Regions from separate parts of the Homo sapiens genome. Here region 1 is linked to region 2. A link is a loop called in an ENCODE intact Hi-C map of the cell type or tissue named here. Cell type or tissue: PC-3. All regions are shown on one strand.

Evidence for each region. Peaks named below come from ENCODE experiments on the same cell type or tissue, not always from the same donor. Only the 100,000 strongest peaks of a DNase experiment are listed, where the experiment ranks them.
Region 1: it touches region 2 in a loop (8-fold over the local background); 1 of 110 quality-filtered maps calls a loop at or near these places.

The regions. Positions count from the first base shown.
Region 1 is chr17:68,644,359-68,648,358 of GRCh38, forward strand. The region is part of intron 2 of LINC01482 (long intergenic non-protein coding RNA 1482); the gene reads left to right. Among named protein-coding and RNA genes, the nearest start is that of LINC01482, 18 kb to the left of the region's middle. In PC-3, no CTCF peak of the experiment used is centred here; a DNase peak (open chromatin) is centred at 2,373; H3K27ac peaks cover 2,187 bases.
Region 2 is chr17:68,532,072-68,536,071 of GRCh38, forward strand. It overlaps PRKAR1A (protein kinase cAMP-dependent type I regulatory subunit alpha), which reads left to right. Exons shown (of 11, transcript NM_002734.5): 11 at 1-1,360. FAM20A (FAM20A golgi associated secretory pathway pseudokinase) reads right to left here. Exons shown (of 11, transcript NM_017565.4): 11 at 3,045-4,000. Among named protein-coding and RNA genes, the nearest start is that of PRKAR1A, 22 kb to the left of the region's middle. In PC-3, CTCF peaks have their summits at 2,222 (motif pointing right) and 2,422; a DNase peak (open chromatin) is centred at 2,840; H3K27ac peaks cover 2,500 bases.

The DNA.
Region 1 (4,000 bases), 110 kb after region 2:
GTTCCAACTCATGTTGGTTGCTATTATGCCACCCAGGTCACTCTCTTGGGAGGTCTCCATGGAGCTCCTCTTTCCATCTCTAGACACTCTCTCAATCCTTGCATGTTTCTCTCATCCTTTCTCTCAGCTTTGCTTTTTTCCCATCTAGTTTCCTCTTCAACAAAACAAAATAAACATCACAGAAATGAACCGATGTCATCCAGTTTGGCAGAAGTTTTGTCTTTATGGGGTATTATAATATTTACCTCTTTCCAAACTTCTTGATATTGAAGTTTCCTCTGACTTCTGTAGGTTCCTCTCTTAGGACTCTATAGAGTCGGGAATTTTAGTCGTTCTTCCACTTACGTCACCAGAGGATGAACATATCTGTTTTTATATGTTGCACAAGGATAGCATAAGAGACAAATGAAGTGTTGTTTCACTTCATGAACAACAAAAGAAAGATAAATAAAGTAGGAACTTTTGTTTTTAGGCAATGATGTGAATGAATTTAAATTCATATTGATTATATAAGCAATAATAATAACACATCGTGGGATTTAAAATATATTTAGATTTAAAATGTAGGCTAATTTAAACATAAATAAGAATGGGGCTGAATGGAGTTAAAGGGTTCCAAGGTCTTTGTCTGGAGAGTAGGTAAAGACACCAATTAATGTTCTGCTTTGATAAGCCAAGGATGCATGTTATAATTTCCAGGTAGCACTAAAAGAATGGTTAATGCACGTACAACTTTCATGCTAATAGAGAAAAGATGTAATAATAAAGAAATCAATTCGAAACAAGATGAGAAAAGACAAAAAAGGAACAAAGAACAGATGGAACAAATAGAAAACACATGATAGATGGTATTTTATCTGCTTGATGACATACTTACTACTGAATTATGTCCCCTTCTCTTCCCCAAATTCATATATTGAAATTCTAACCTCCAATACCTAAGAATGTGACCGTTATTTGGAAATAGTGCCTTTATAGAAGTAATCAAGGTTAAATGTGATCATTAAGGTAAATGTGATCCAAAATGACTGGTCTCTCTATAAGAAGAGAATATTAGGATACAGAGACACAGAGCAGAGATCATGTGCAGACAGAGGGAAAAGATAGCCATTTACAAGTCAGGGAGAGATGCCTCAGAAGAAGCCAGCCCAGCTGATGCCTTGATTTGGACTTCTAGCCTCCAGAACTATGAGAAAACAAGTATGTATTGTTTAAGCTGTCAGGTCTGTGGTATTTTGTTGTGGCAGCCCTAGCAAACTAATACAGCTTCCTAGACATATCAGTATTTATGTCAAATGCAAATGGACTATATGGTCAAATTAAAAGGCTCAAATTGCAATGAAAGAAGACCCTTGTTGGTTACAAGAGACATATCAAGAACACAAGAATGTGGAAAGATTAGAATAAAAAGGTGAAAAAAAAAGATAACACTATGAAAACTCTAACCAAAAGAAATTTGATGTAGCTATGTTAAGATTAAAAATGCTGTTTTTAATGCAAAAAGACTGGTAGAGATAAAGAGGAATTTCATAATGCCAGAAGGATCAATTTACCAAGAAGGTATAAAAATTCTCAATTTGTATAGATCCAGTAATATGGAATCAAAAAGGCAGAAATGAATAGAGTCACAGTCATACTGACAGATTTTTATCACACTTGTCAGTGGCTGATAAAATAAGTAGATATAAAACAGCAATAATACACAAAACTTGAATAATGCAATCAACAAATTTTACCTAAGGACATGTAGAGAATATTGCAGCCAACAACTGGAGAATACTTACTAATTTCAAGCACAATAAAAATTGGCTATATGCTGAAACGTAAAGGAAGTCTCACCAGATTTCATGATGCAAATTATATAGTGTTTGATTTCTAAACACATTTAATAAAGTTGAAAATCAGTAACAACAAATGGTCCTGGAGTAACTAGGCATCTATATGCAAAAAGTGAACTTCAACCTGTACGTTGTACATAAGAATGAACTCAAAATAGATTTTAGATCTAAATGAAAAAGCTAACATTATAAAAAAATTAGAAAAAAAAACAGAGGAGAAAAGTCTTCATGTCTTCATGGCCTTTGGAGAAGAAAAGATTTCTTACACAGATCACAAAAAGGCACTAATCATAAAAATTAGTCATAATAATTGGACTTCATTGAATTTAAAACTTTGCTTTTCGAAAGACACTGTTAAGAATCAAAGAAGCAAGCCACAGACTCAGATGAAATATTTGCAATACTCATATATGACAAATGATTTGTGTCCAGAATGTATAAGTAACTCTTGCAGCTGAATGGTAAGAGGATAACAAAAACTCAATAAAAAATGAGCAAAAGATTTGAATGCATACTTCACAAAAGATATCTTAATGGCCAAGAAGCACATGGAATGATGCCGAACATTATTAGTCATAAGATAAATACAAATTACAACCACTAAGATGGTCAAAATGTAAAAGGTTAGCAGTAGCCTGTGTTAGTGAAGATGCAGAAAAACTATAACCAGGCTGAGAGTGCTGGCTCACACCTGTAATCCCAGCACTTTGGGAGGCTGAGGTGTATGGATCACCTGAGGTCAGCAGTTGGAGACCAGCCTGTGTATGGATCACCTGAGGTCAGCAGTTGGAGACCAGCCTGACCAACATGGTGAAACCCTGTCTCTACTAAGTACAAAAAACTGGCCCAGCATGGTGGCACATGCCTGTAATCCCAGGTACTTGAGGCTGTGGCAGTGCTCATCACACAGTTTCCCACACGGGGCACCAACTGTGGCAGTGCACCTCTTATGGGGGCGCCAGCTGCGGGGAGGGGTCTGTCCGTTGCAGACCCCTGACCCGGTGACGGATGAATAACGTACACTGACACACAGATATTCTGCTTTGCCTGTCCAGCTGAGTGTGTCTCAGCCGCTTACAGACTCCCTGCTGAGTCCTGTAAACAGTCGTGACTTGGCCCTGATCAGCTAGCGAGACTCACATTTATTTGGTAAGATTAATTAATAAAGGCTTGAGCTAACACCATTAAAGGGTAATTGACATTGTGGACTTCCTGAGTAAAAAGCACTTAAGTACCTGTGGTACAATAAAGGTTAGTCTTAAGATCATATGAGTAAACAAGCTAGCTAGGTAAACTACTCTGCCTTCCTTTGTTACTACTTTAATTTTGTTTAACTAAAGATAAAGGGACCAGGCCACCTTCAGCCAGATCTATTATAGAAGTTATGCAAACTTCTCGGCCTTCCAAGAAGATTTGTGTCTATCTCTACACTATCTCTAATATTTTTCCCACCAGCCTGATTGAACCCCAACCAGAGGCTGAGGCAGGAGAATCACTTGAACCCAAGAGGCAGAGGTTGCAGTGAGCCGAGATTGCACCATTGCACTCCAGCCTGGGCAACAAGAGCAAAACTCCATCTCAAAAAAAAAAAGAAAAGAAAAACTAGAACCTCATTTATTACTACTGAGAACTGTAGAACTGCAAAGTGGTTCTAAAGTTGTAGAACCACTTTAGAAAAAATTGGGCGATTTCTTGTAAAGTTAACACATTCACTGTATGATTCAGAAATTTCATTACTATGTTGTATGTAAGAAATGAAAACACATGTCTACAAAAGAATTATATATAAATGTTTATTGTAGTTTTATTTGTAATAACAAAAAGCTGGAGACAATTCAGATATTCATCAAACAGTGAATGGATAAACAAATCGTGATATATTCATTCAATGGAACACTTCTTCAGCAATAAAAAGCAAAAAGCTACTGATACATGCAACATCATGGCTATGTCTCAAAATCATTACGATGATGAAAGAGGGTAGAGTAAATAATATGTGATTCTATCTATACAAAATTGTACAGCAAACAAAACTAGTTTGCAATGACAGAAAGCAGTTTAGTGGTTGTGGTTAAAGGTAGAGTTGGAGAACTTTTTTTGGAGTGAAAATGTATGTTCAATATATTAATTGTGGTCATGGTTACACTAATGTTTATGTTTTT
Region 2 (4,000 bases):
GGAAGAGGTTTTATTTACATTTTAGGGTGGGTAAGAAAGCCACCTTGTTACAAATTTTTTAATTTCCAAAATAATCTATATTAAATGAGGGTTTCTGATCTGTACTTTGTGTTTAGCTACCTTTTTATATTTAAAAAATTAAAAATGAAAATTACGTTCTTACAAGCTTAAAGCTTGATTTGATCTTTGTTTAAATGCCAAAATGTACTTAAATGAGTTACTTAGAATGCCATAAAATTGCAGTTTCATGTATGTATATAATCATGCTCATGTATATTTAGTTACGTATAATGCTTTCTGAGTGAGTTTTACTCTTAAATCATTTGGTTAAATCATTTGGCTTGCTGTTTACTCCCTTCTGTAGTTTTTAATTAAAAACTTTAAAGATAAGTCTACATTAAACAATGATCACATCTAAAGCTTTATCTTTGTGTAATCTAAGTATATGTGAGAAATCAGAATTGGCATAATTTGTCTTAGTTGATATTCAAGGCTTTAAAAGTCATTATTCCTGGGCTTGGTAAGTGAATTTATGAGATTTACTGCTCTAGAAAGTATAGATGGCCAAAGGACCGTTTTGTATTGCTTCCTGATTACCAGTCTGATTATACCATGTGTGCTAATATACTTTTTTTGTTATAGATTGTCTTAATGGTAGGTCAAGTAATAAAAAGAGATGAAATAATTTAAATTCTTAAATGAATCAGTTTTTCTTCCCTTTCTCCTTTCCGTCTTTCCTCTCTCTGTCCTTCCCCGAAAGTCTACTCGGGTGGGCAAAAATGAAAAGGGGGAAAGTGAATTATGGGATCGGTGTTTTGAAAGAGCAATGTTTATTTTCAGTGCTTTTCAGTTTGTCAAAGAGTGGATCTCAAAATCTTGCTTAAAGGGTAATTGAGATGTAGCAGATTTATTTACTTAGTCATGGAAAGAAAAAAATTCAGTCAAAAGCTAAAGATTTCCTTTTGATTGAAGACAGATTGGTTCTGTGGCCTTGGAACTTTCCCAGACTTAATGGGGAAACATCATTTCTAGATTAGCATACTCTTTGGTTTAAATTTAATATATACATTTAATGTTACTTAGGGATACTTTTATATTTTGCATATATAAAGCCTCATATATAAAGCCTTATTTCTGATGCTCTTAGATTTCTGAGGAGTGAGATGATTAAGTTGTATTCATTAGTGTATTGGTATTTCTTCACATCCAGTGAAATTGGAGATATGTTGTATGTTAGAAGAGCATTCTTTAAATTGTGTTGCTTTGAACATGTGTACCTTTTCTAGATTCAGTAATCCCTTCCCCCCGTCCTCTGGAGTATGAAACCTTTAGAGTCACAATAAAATGTAACTAAAGAAAATTTCTCTGGGTTGACAGTCCTGGTTATAGTTGAATTCTCTCTAAACAGTGGCCCAAGTAGACTCTTTTTTTTGTTTCTTTTATTTTTTAATGATTTAAATATTGACATTTAAAAATTGAAGTAGCATGTCAGTTTTCTTCATACTACTTTATCTCTAACCACAAATAATAGCTGAACCTTTTGTACTTATGTTAGGCCCTGGCAGTGTATGTTTAGATGGGCTAAGACAACATCAAGAAGCAATGGCTAGATAACCATTTAATTTGTCCCCAAAGGTACGTTTTTATCTGTCTATTTGTCTATTTATCGATCTGTCTATCTAAGATGGTCTCACTCTGTCACCCAGGCTAGAGTGAAGTGGCATGATCACTGCAGCCTCTCTGCTTCCCAGATTCAAGTGATTCTTGTACCTCAGCCTCTGGAATAGCTGGGACTACAGATGTGTGCCATCACACCCAGCTAGTTTTTTGTATTTTTAGTAGAGGTGGGGTTTTGCCATGTAGCCTAGGCTGGTCTCGAACTCCTAAGCTCAGTTTGCCCACCTTAGCCTCCCAAAGTGCTAGCATTACAGGTGTGAGCCAGCGTGCCCGTCTCCCAAAGGTATTATTATAATAGCTATCAGTAAACGCTGTAGCTATGTGAATTTCTTAAATCTCTTCCTTCCTATGCTATGTGATTTTTACATAGAAAGCAGCATTGTTATGTACATGTACCGCTAACATTTGTTTCTTGACATAAGTTCAGAGCTGTGACTTCATCTGGACTACACCTAAAACCAAAACCACTGAGTAAGATTTTTTCATTTTGTGAAAGTTCTGCCAATTTTGCTTAAGTAGCTGTGTGATTTTAAAGGTTGCCACTAGATGGTGGGCTTTTTTTAATCTTCGTTAATCTCAAATGAGTTAACTGTTGATCCTTATCATTCATGGATTCTGTATTTGTAATTTACCTACTTGCTAAACTTTATTTGTAACCCCAAAATCAATAGTCACAGGGCTTTTGCAGACATGAGCTGGGAAGTGAAAAGTTTGAGCCTCCCAACACACATGTTCCCAACTGAGGTGGAACAAAGGGATGCTCATCTTTCATACTGTGAATAAGTGTCCTTTTCTTGGGTCTTTTTAGTGCCTTTTTTTTTTTTTTTTTTGCATTTTTGTATTTTTTTTGTTGTTGGTGATTTCACTATTAAAAGCCCCTAAGTGTAGTGATGAAGTGCTGACTAGTGTTCCTAAGTGAAAGAAGGCTGTGTTGTGCCATATGTAGAAAATATGTATATTGGATGTTTCTTTTAGGTCTGGGTTACAGTGCTGTTTGCCATGAGTACAATGTTAATGAATCAGTATATATTAAATAAAGTGTCTTAAACATGCGTTAACATAAAACACGCACACAGCAAGATTATGTATTGATCGGTCAATAAAAATGTAACTAGAGACTCCCAGCAACCTAACCCTGTATTTCCCCTAGGAGCAATGTTCAGTATTTGCCAATGCAGTGTTTGTGGTGACTTTATGGAACATAAAACTAACTCGTAAGAGAATGACTAATTTTTTTGTAATATTCAAACTCATATTGTCTTCCTGGCTTTTGAGAAGGCTAAAACGAATTCTTCCAAATGCCTCTTTCCATCAGTACAGTTCCCGTTCATTTTTTAGTTTGCTGTCAGTAGTAACTTGAAAAGTTCTCAGAGTCAAGAGACTTTTTATTTCATGGGAGGTAAACAGTTCAAAATGAACATGCTGGAAGAACTCGAGTAAGAATGAAACGGTTGGTTTTCTGATATTTTTGAGAAATGAGTCTTAATTTTGTTACTAATCAAAAAGTAATGGAAGGTTGAAAGATAAGTGAATAATAAGGTAGGTGTACCACATATCATGGTGAAATTCAAGCCTATTGCTTTCTGTTTGTAGAGTGCAGCAAAATGTGTATATAGGCCATTGGAAAACCAGTCCTTCGTTATAGGAGGTGGCGGGTTTTGAGGTAGAGCTGTAGCCTGCTTTCCTGAGAGTCTTATTTGGAAGTCCCAAACCATTTTGTGCTATTCTTTGAATGTTTTTACCCAGATATTTTCCCATTTCTGTGTGTGATCTCCTGGTTCTTCATCCACAGGGAAGAAACATCTTGAAGCAGGAGAGACAGTGAATGAAGTGGGGAGCCCTATGCTGCAGTAGGGCCACAACAGTTAAGGAAATCTTTGGGATTAAGGTTTCTCTGTTAAAGAGTTGATTTAAAAAAAAATTTTTTTTTTTTTGTATTTTTTTGTAGAGACAGGGTTTTGTCATGTTACCCAGGCTGGTCTCGAGCTCCTGAGACCAAGCGATCTGCCTGTTTAGGCCCAAAGTGCTGGGATTACAGGTGTGAGCCCATGCCCAGCTGATTTTTTTTTTAAGCAAACAAATTTGACTTCATAAATTGGGTGGGATACTGTTGGGTTTTGTGTTACAGTGAAAAGAAGACTTTGGAATAGGTCTAAACCACTAAATTGTGTGATTTTGCTTACTCTCTCTGAGATTTAAAGTTCTTCCATGCACATTGGAGGATGGGGGTTGTATCTGTGTTTGAGAGGATTGGAAACCTGTGTGTTGCTTCTGTAGCGTTGGTGAGTGCCTCACCTGGTCAGATCTCAGTGAATGGTAGTGA